3 separate regions of the Mus musculus genome follow, and all the other regions are linked to region 1. A link is a loop called in an ENCODE intact Hi-C map of the cell type or tissue named here. Cell type or tissue: heart. All regions are shown on one strand. Region 1 has its middle 1.6 kb from the start of Sec14l5. Region 2 overlaps Coro7 (coronin 7). Region 3 overlaps Coro7 (coronin 7).

Region 1 (2,500 bases):
TACCCGTTCATGTGAGTGTTTGCAATGTGTGTGGGTACCCTTGGAAGGGAAGGAGCACTGGGTAGCCTGCCTGGTGCGGAGTTAAAGGCAGGTGTGAGCCACTCAGGGTAGCCGCTGGGAATTTAACTTGGGTCTTCTGCAGGAGCAGTAAGCACTCTTAACCAATGACCCATCTCTCCAACTGCTACTTAGTTACTTACTTACTTTTGGGGCAGTCTCATGTAGCCCACGCTAACCTCAAACTTGCTCTGTCTGTCTGAGGATGACCTTGAACTTTGATCCTCCTGCTTCCATCTCTGAGGGCTGATATTCCAGGTGGGCTACATGTGGTGCTGAGGGTGGAACCCAGAACTTCACGGGAGCCGCGCAACACTACCAACTCTCCAGTTATTGTTTGAGATGAGGTGAAATTTATAGAACACACAGTCAGCCATCTTTCTGTAGACCACTTGGTGACATTTAATGCATTTGCAGTGTTCTGCCTGCACCAGCTCCCTCAAGTTCCAAGCCCTTTCTTCCCGACAGCAGCTGTTTGGGGATTAAGTGCATTTATATTTGAAAGGTTTTAGCAGAGTGTATGGAACAATATGTACGTGTGTGGCGGTAGTGATATTATTATTATTTTTTATAATTTAATATTCATTTATTTAATAGTTATAAATATAAAATACAATATGTTCAGTCCAAATAATGCTACATATATGTATGTAGTTACAGGGCTGACCACTTACTATTGGCTAACCAACTGGGAGGACTCTTTCTTGAAGAAGACTACTTCCTGTCATTTTCCCTCACCTCCCATATTACTTTTTTTTTAATTAGGTATTTTCCTCGTTTACATTTTCAATGCTATCCCAAAAGTCCCCCATACCCACCCCCACTCCCCTACCCACCCACTCCCCCTTTTTGGCCCTGGCGTTCCCCTGTACTGGGGCATATAAAGTTTGCAAGTCCAATGGGCCTCTCTTTGCAGTGCTGGCCAACTAGGCCATCTTCTGATACATATGCAGCTAGAGACAAGAGCTCCCGGGTACTGGTTAGCAAACACAGAAGTGGATGATCACAGTCAGCTATTGGATGGGTCACACGGCCCCCAATGGAGGAGCTAGAGAAATTACCCAAGGAGCTAAAGGGAACTGCAACCCTATAGGTGGTAGTGATATTATTAATTTGTGTCCCTGGCGCTGGAGTGCAGTGCTCTGTCCACGCACAGGCACCTCTCTTTCCTCAGACTTCCCTGTATCCAACATGTTACCCACTCTTCTAGCACAGTCACATCTTCCCTAAGGTTTGGAGCAGAGAAGATTGTGGCTTAAGTGTGGTATTGGGAAAACACCAGATGACAGTGTTAAGTCACTGTGCTGATCCTGGGGAGACCACTAAAGTCCCCTCAATGAATCAAATACGGAGACCTGGGACAGAACAATAGCCTGTGGCTACTTAGGTTATCTTTTGCTGCCACCTTGTGTTGACACTGGGAATTTCGACTCCTATTTCTACTTTATAACCTAGATAGCGCTTTAGCACGTGCTGTCTGCGAGGTCTGATTACATCTTACCTAGGATGCTAAGAAGATGGCAACAATATCAGGGCCATTTCCGTTGCTCTTGCACGGTGAATTGCTAGGTTGAGAGAAGGGAGGGCTGATGGGAGTGAAGCTGTTCCCTGGGCACCCTGGGAAGACTGGCAGGGTTTGCATGCGGCTGAAGTTAGAAGGGACAAAAGCCTAGGGTGACTCTTTTCCTGATTATCTTCTCCTCTGCAATTTTCTCCATGTCTACATTACCAAATAATGCGCATTACCTTATTTATTTTTTAAGATTTACTTTTGTTATCTTAGATTATGTATATATTTATGTGTAGTTGAGTGGTGGTCCCCCTGGAGCTGGGGTTACAGGACTTTGTGAGCCTCTTGACCTGGGTGCTGCGAGTCGAACTCCGCTCCTCCTGAAGACTAGTACCTGCTTTTATCTGCTGAGCTGTCTCTCCAGCCTGCCTAATTTATTTAACGTCGGACAGCCCGACTTTTAGTGGACGCTCTGTAAAGGTGTGAAGAGTGAATAAACAATGCATACAGAAGGGTTTAAGCTAGACCCCTGCAGCCTTCGAGGCGAGGTCAGGTGGAGAATGAGATCAAGGCCAGGGGTCAGCCGGACATGGTGGAGCACATCTGTAATCCGGAGGTTGGGGTAATATAGCCTCGACTGGTCTTCAGTGTGGATTTCGCCTCAAACCGAACCGGAAAAAAAAAAAAAAAGTTCAGGTGCAGTAGGTTCAAGAAGAGGTTACTCAGAACGAGGTAGTTGTGGACTAGGGAAGTCGCGCTCTGTAACTCTGGGCAGGTGCAAATGAACGGGGGTTGGGGGGTCGCGTCCTCAGGGCTGGGTGCTCATGGGTACAGAGACTGGGTTGGGGGCGGAGCCTTTGTTGAGTCTGGGTGAGTGTGAACAGGGTCAACACGGGTGGGGTCTTCTCGAGCCATGGCCAATAGGGAGCAAAG
Region 2 (2,500 bases), 480 kb before region 1:
AAAATCAAACCAAACAGCACAGGCCAGCAAGAGGCAGCGTGAACTTTCCTCAAGCCCCTCTAGTGGGGCCTCAGATGGAGCAGGGAGCTCAAAAATGCCAATCCCTAGCACCTAGGTGGTGGCGCACGCCTTTAATCCTAGCCCTTAGGAGGAAGAGGCAGGCAGATTTCTGAGTTTAAGGCCAGTCTGGTCTACAAAGTGAGTTCTAGGACAGCCAGGACTACACAGAGAAACCCTGTCTCAAAAAAACAAAGCAAAACAAAAAAATGCCAATTGACTGACTTGGCTCTTCAGCTCATATTGTTAAGCATACAAGGCTGATCATACCAGCCCCACATGATGTTTTAAGACTGCTTGCTGCCTGCTTACCTTACATGCTGTGCCCACAATGGCTCCATCCCGGCTCCAAACAGCACTCTGCACCAGGTCCTTGTGGGCCTCCAACTCTGCAGGGAAACAGCCAAGGTTAAGCACCAGGTGCTGAGGGAAGCAGGGGAGTAGATGAGGGGAGGCCTGCCTTGGGGTAACCCCAGTTGCAAAGTCAGCAGCAATGATGGTCTTTCAGCCTGCAGGGAGTGGGGACAGCAGCTTTATCAAGACATGCTACAGATGCATCTACAGGCTTCCTTCAAGTCTGCCCTCACCAGGATATGCCTCTATTTGATAACCCTCTGAGGCTGCTGCATGCTTTTAATCCCAGTACTCAGTGGGCAAAGGCCAGCCTGGTCTCCCACCCCCTCAGGAAAAAGCTTCCGAGATTCCCTGCTCCGCAGCGTGGCTCTCATTTCCCAGGCACATTTGCTGGCTCTAACACATCCCGAACCCCGGCACTGCCACCACCACTGCTTTCCAGCTCCCTCCTCCTTCTGTAGTTTGGGGGTTTGGAGTACAATAGATGCCTGCTGGAAGCGGACAGTGATATACTACTCATTATAAGGCTTTAGAATGTATACCCTATGCCTGTCATCTTTTGTAGGTTGTTGGGGATGGAACCCAGGACCTCAGAAATGCAAGGCAAGCAAGCACTCACCATCGAGTTGTACCCCATCCTTGATATTTTATTTATTTATTTATTTATTTATTTTGGTTTTTCAAGACAGGGTTTCTCTGTGTAGCGCTGGCTGTCCTAGAACTCACTCTGTAGACCAGGCTGGCCTCGAACTCAGAAATCCGCCTGCCTCTGCCTCCCAAGTGCTGGGATTACAATTTTTTTTTTTTAATCATATTTAAGTACATTGTAGCTGTCTTCAGACACACCAGAAGAGGGCGTCAGATCTCGTTACAGGTGGTTGTGAGCCACCATGTGGTTGCTGGGATTTGAACTCCGGACCTCTGGAAGAGCAGTTGGGTACTCTTACCCACTGAGCCATCTCACCAACCCTACTTTTTTTAAAAAAAACACTACCAAAAACACCAATAGAGAAGGGAGGGTTGTCCAGACAGGGGCTGCCAGAGAAGGGGAGCCCTTCCAGAGTGACCGTACCTGTCAGGGGCTGCTGCTTGGCTACATCCCAGACCTTCACAGTCTTGCCAGCTGTGCTCACCAGAACACCGTCTACAGTGGGGTGGAACTGCAGTACCTCCACTGGCAGCTCCTCAGGACCCAGCACCACTCCAGGCACAGAGGGAAGCGCTTCTCCAGTGCCAGACAGACGCCAAAGCTTTATCTGAAAGAAAGATGGAGTTTACGATCCAGGTGCTGAGAGACACTACGATAGCCAGACCTGCCCAAAGCTATCCTGGTCCTATCAAGAAAGGTCCCATGCTGAAACAAGGCCTATCCACAAGAGGACAAGGTATCTCACCTGCCTTAGCTGTTGGAGTTAGGTAACCACATATCTTGCCATGGAGAGGGAGAGAGCCCAACTCAGGAAACATAGGACGTGATCAGAGAACAGCAAGGATGGGCTGTGAGTCAGGGCATGGGTTCTGAACTCCTCTTTGGCCTCACACACCACCCTAGCCTGCTCCCCCCAGGGCAAACATCTATTGTAAGGGCAGATCACAACAGCAGCTCTGAGAAGGCACTTGGGGCGAGCAAGGGCATAAACAGAAGCCAGGGCTGCTTGGAGACCCCAGGGTGTAGGGGGTGGGTCATAGGCAGCTCTTGGAATCAGCCCCACTCACCGTCCTGTCAGCTGAACCGGAGGCCAGGAGGAAGTCATCAAAGGGGGAGAAGTCCAGGTCAGTGACCAGGTCTGTGTGGGAGGAGCAAGCGGATGTGCTGAATAGCCCTTCCTTACAGAGTTTCAGTCCTGTCACTTTCTTTTTTGCTTTTTTGGTTCTTTTTCGAGACAGAGTTTCTTTGTATAGCCCTGGCTGTCCTGGAACTCACTTTGTAGATCAGGCTGGCCTCGAACTCAGAAATCCACCTGTCTCTGCCTCCCAAGTGCTGGGATTAAAGGCGTGTGCCGCCACCACCGCCGCCCGGCATCACTTTCACCCACATTAAGAAGCCACATTCTTTCTAGACACATCTAGGTCTCTTCCTACAACACAT
Region 3 (2,500 bases), 520 kb before region 1:
CACAGAGGCCTGAGACCTGGCCCCACCCATGCTGGCATTCACATGCTCTGCAGAACTTCAGTAGAATACGAAGGCAGATATTCCCTCCAAAGTAGACAGCTGGGAGGTTTGGGTGCAAGAACAGGTAAGAACTTAAATTCCTTGGTCTCTGGCCAGCCACTAAAAGAGGAGCTTGAGTGCTTGACCCAAACTCACTCTGACCCGGGGCAGCCGGAAAGCAACAGGCTCCAAGGAGGTCTGGCGCAGCCGCAGGCATCGGGCAAACTCCACATCCTGAATGTCACACTCAGTCTTGGGCAGAAGGACAAAACCCTAGGGGGAGTGAGGAAGCAGGAGCTAGAGTCAATCCTCCTGGGTGGGGCCTCCTGGAGTAGCAGAATTCCTTAGGCCCAGACACGCCTGCCCTCAGGGAGCCGTGGTGCTCTGAATGAGAATCTTTCCATGGGCTCATCTATTTGAATGGCTGATTCTCAGAAAGTGGAGCTAAACAGGCTAAAGAGGCATTGCCTTGTTGGAAGAGGTTGCCACTGTGAACGGGCTTAGAGGTTTTAGAAACCCATGCCTTTCCACACTTGGCTCTCCCTCCTCACCTGCTGCCCGTCTCCCTGCCACGATGGTCACGACCTACCTCTGAATCAGTGAGCAAGCCCACAGTTAAATGTGTTCTTTTATAAAAGTTGCCTTGGCCATGGTGTCTCTCCGCAGCAACAGGAAAGTAACTAAGTAACTAAAGTACTGGTGTGCTGTCAATGGGAATAGCTAGTGCTTTTAAGGGAAAAAGACCAGATATGTAGCACTGGCCTATTTCTACAGAGAACAAAAGTCCCACCAAGTCCTACTTCAAGCAGTTGAAAAGAGATGTGAGGGGTATGCTACTGTGGGAGGGACATGCCACTGTGGGACAGTCCCCTGAGAGTTTAACACACATGCACACCACATCAAGATAAGCAAGCAACTAAAGAGAATCTGTTTCCTTGGATTTCTGTTTGACTGACTGAGACAAAGTTTCACCATAGCACCCAAGTTGGTCTCAACTCATGATCCTCCTACCTTGGCCTCCAGAGAAGTGGTATGACGGGTATGTGCCACCATGCCTGGTTCATTTAACTTAACCTTATATGGTTTAATTTGTAGTAGTGGCTGAATATAAAGCCAGCTCTCCAAACTCCTGGATTACTACAGTCTGCTCTATCTGCTGCTGGGCACAGGACCTCGGCTCTCCTGACCCCCATTGGCTCCTGCACTTCCACACATGGCCACGAGGGGGCACGGAAACCTTGCAGTGCAGCTTAGGGACAGGAGGTTCAGTGGTGAGGGTGATTATCACCTTGTGAGGGTCAGGTGATGTGAAGCTGTTGCACTCCAGGAAGAAAGGGGCCTCCGGGAGCACCTCATACAGGAACACACGGGTATCACCCTGGGGGACAGAGGGGAGGCTATGAAAGGAAAGCACCCAGCCTCATCAGACCCTGCCCGACCCCCAGCCAGTCCATTCCAGCTAACCTTGCCAGTGAGAAGCACCAGGCCTGTGTCAGGGTCATAGCTGGGAAGCAGGGTCGAGGGAGCTACATCGAGGCCCAGCAGTGCTGAAGGGCCTTGTGCCAGGGCGTCAGCTATGTACAACTGTAGCTGGCGTTCACTCCGGCTGCCAAGGAGTCAGGGGTAGAGCAGATTCTTAGAGCTGAAGAGGCCTGAGGTAGGGCAAAGACTCCTACAGAGACCCTGCTCCTTTCTGGGCTGCATAGCCTAAGGGCCAGTAATCAAAGGAGAGATGAGTCTAGCCCTTAGAAGTGGCCTGGTGGGGGAAACAGTGTCCAACTTCCTGTTTGGCCTCCACTTGTCTTGTCCTCTATACAACCCTGGCCCCAGTGACTAGCCTGATCTACTGCGGCCTCCTGTCTGGCCTTCTTCCCTCATGGTCTGTGTTGCACCCTCAGCTCCAGCAAGGCTGGACGTCTCCCCTGCAGTTCAGCCTTTCTCCTCAGGCTTGGATGACCCAGATCATATGATACCTTCCTTGGGATGCCCTCCCCAATCCATCATGCAAAGTACCCGAGGCCCACCCCTCAGGCCTCTCCTGTGGGTTCTCTTCCCTGTGTTCTACCTGGTCTCCATCAGGCAAGGGTTCCTGGGCCTGACCTTACCCTCTGAATCCCGTTATGACATATTTCTTCTCCAATACTTCCTCCCACCCAACCAATTGCCTACCTATTCATCTGTCTAATCATTTACCAATTTATCTACCCATCACTCGATAATCCACTGATCCATTGAATGTACACACACACACACACACACACACACACACACACACACCAACCTCATTTATCCATTCTTCCATTTAATCACCCATCATGGGTGGGACCAGTTTTTTGTTTTATTTTGAGACAGGGTCTCTCTACTATGTAGTCCTGGATGTCCCTAAACATCTTATGTAGTCCTCAAACTCACAGAAATCCACTTGTGCTGGGAATTAAAGGTACACACCATCACACATAGC

Evidence for each region. Peaks named below come from ENCODE experiments on the same cell type or tissue, not always from the same donor. Only the 100,000 strongest peaks of a DNase experiment are listed, where the experiment ranks them.
Region 2: it touches region 1 in a loop (2.1-fold over the local background); 4 of 42 quality-filtered maps call a loop at or near these places.
Region 3: a loop joins it to region 1, with 2.4 times the contacts of the local background. A loop is called at or near these places in 3 of 42 quality-filtered maps.

Annotation. Positions count from the first base shown.
Region 1 is chr16:5,144,297-5,146,796 of GRCm38, forward strand. No RefSeq gene overlaps it. Among named protein-coding and RNA genes, the nearest start is that of Sec14l5, 1.6 kb to the right of the region's middle. In heart, a CTCF peak has its summit at 1,481 (motif pointing left); DNase peaks (open chromatin) are centred at 1,495 and 2,455; H3K4me3 peaks cover 575 bases.
Region 2 is chr16:4,668,375-4,670,874 of GRCm38, forward strand. It overlaps Coro7 (coronin 7), which reads right to left. Exons shown (of 28, transcript NM_030205.4): 4 at 2,128-2,198; 5 at 1,484-1,667; 6 at 370-446. Among named protein-coding and RNA genes, the nearest start is that of Coro7, 10 kb to the right of the region's middle. In heart, a CTCF peak has its summit at 1,281 (motif pointing right); no DNase peak of the experiment used is centred here.
Region 3 is chr16:4,628,861-4,631,360 of GRCm38, forward strand. It overlaps Coro7 (coronin 7), which reads right to left. Exons shown (of 28, transcript NM_030205.4): 22 at 1,504-1,645; 23 at 1,328-1,417; 24 at 196-312. Among named protein-coding and RNA genes, the nearest start is that of Pam16, 5.2 kb to the left of the region's middle. In heart, a CTCF peak has its summit at 1,242 (motif pointing right); a DNase peak (open chromatin) is centred at 1,271; H3K27ac peaks cover 558 bases.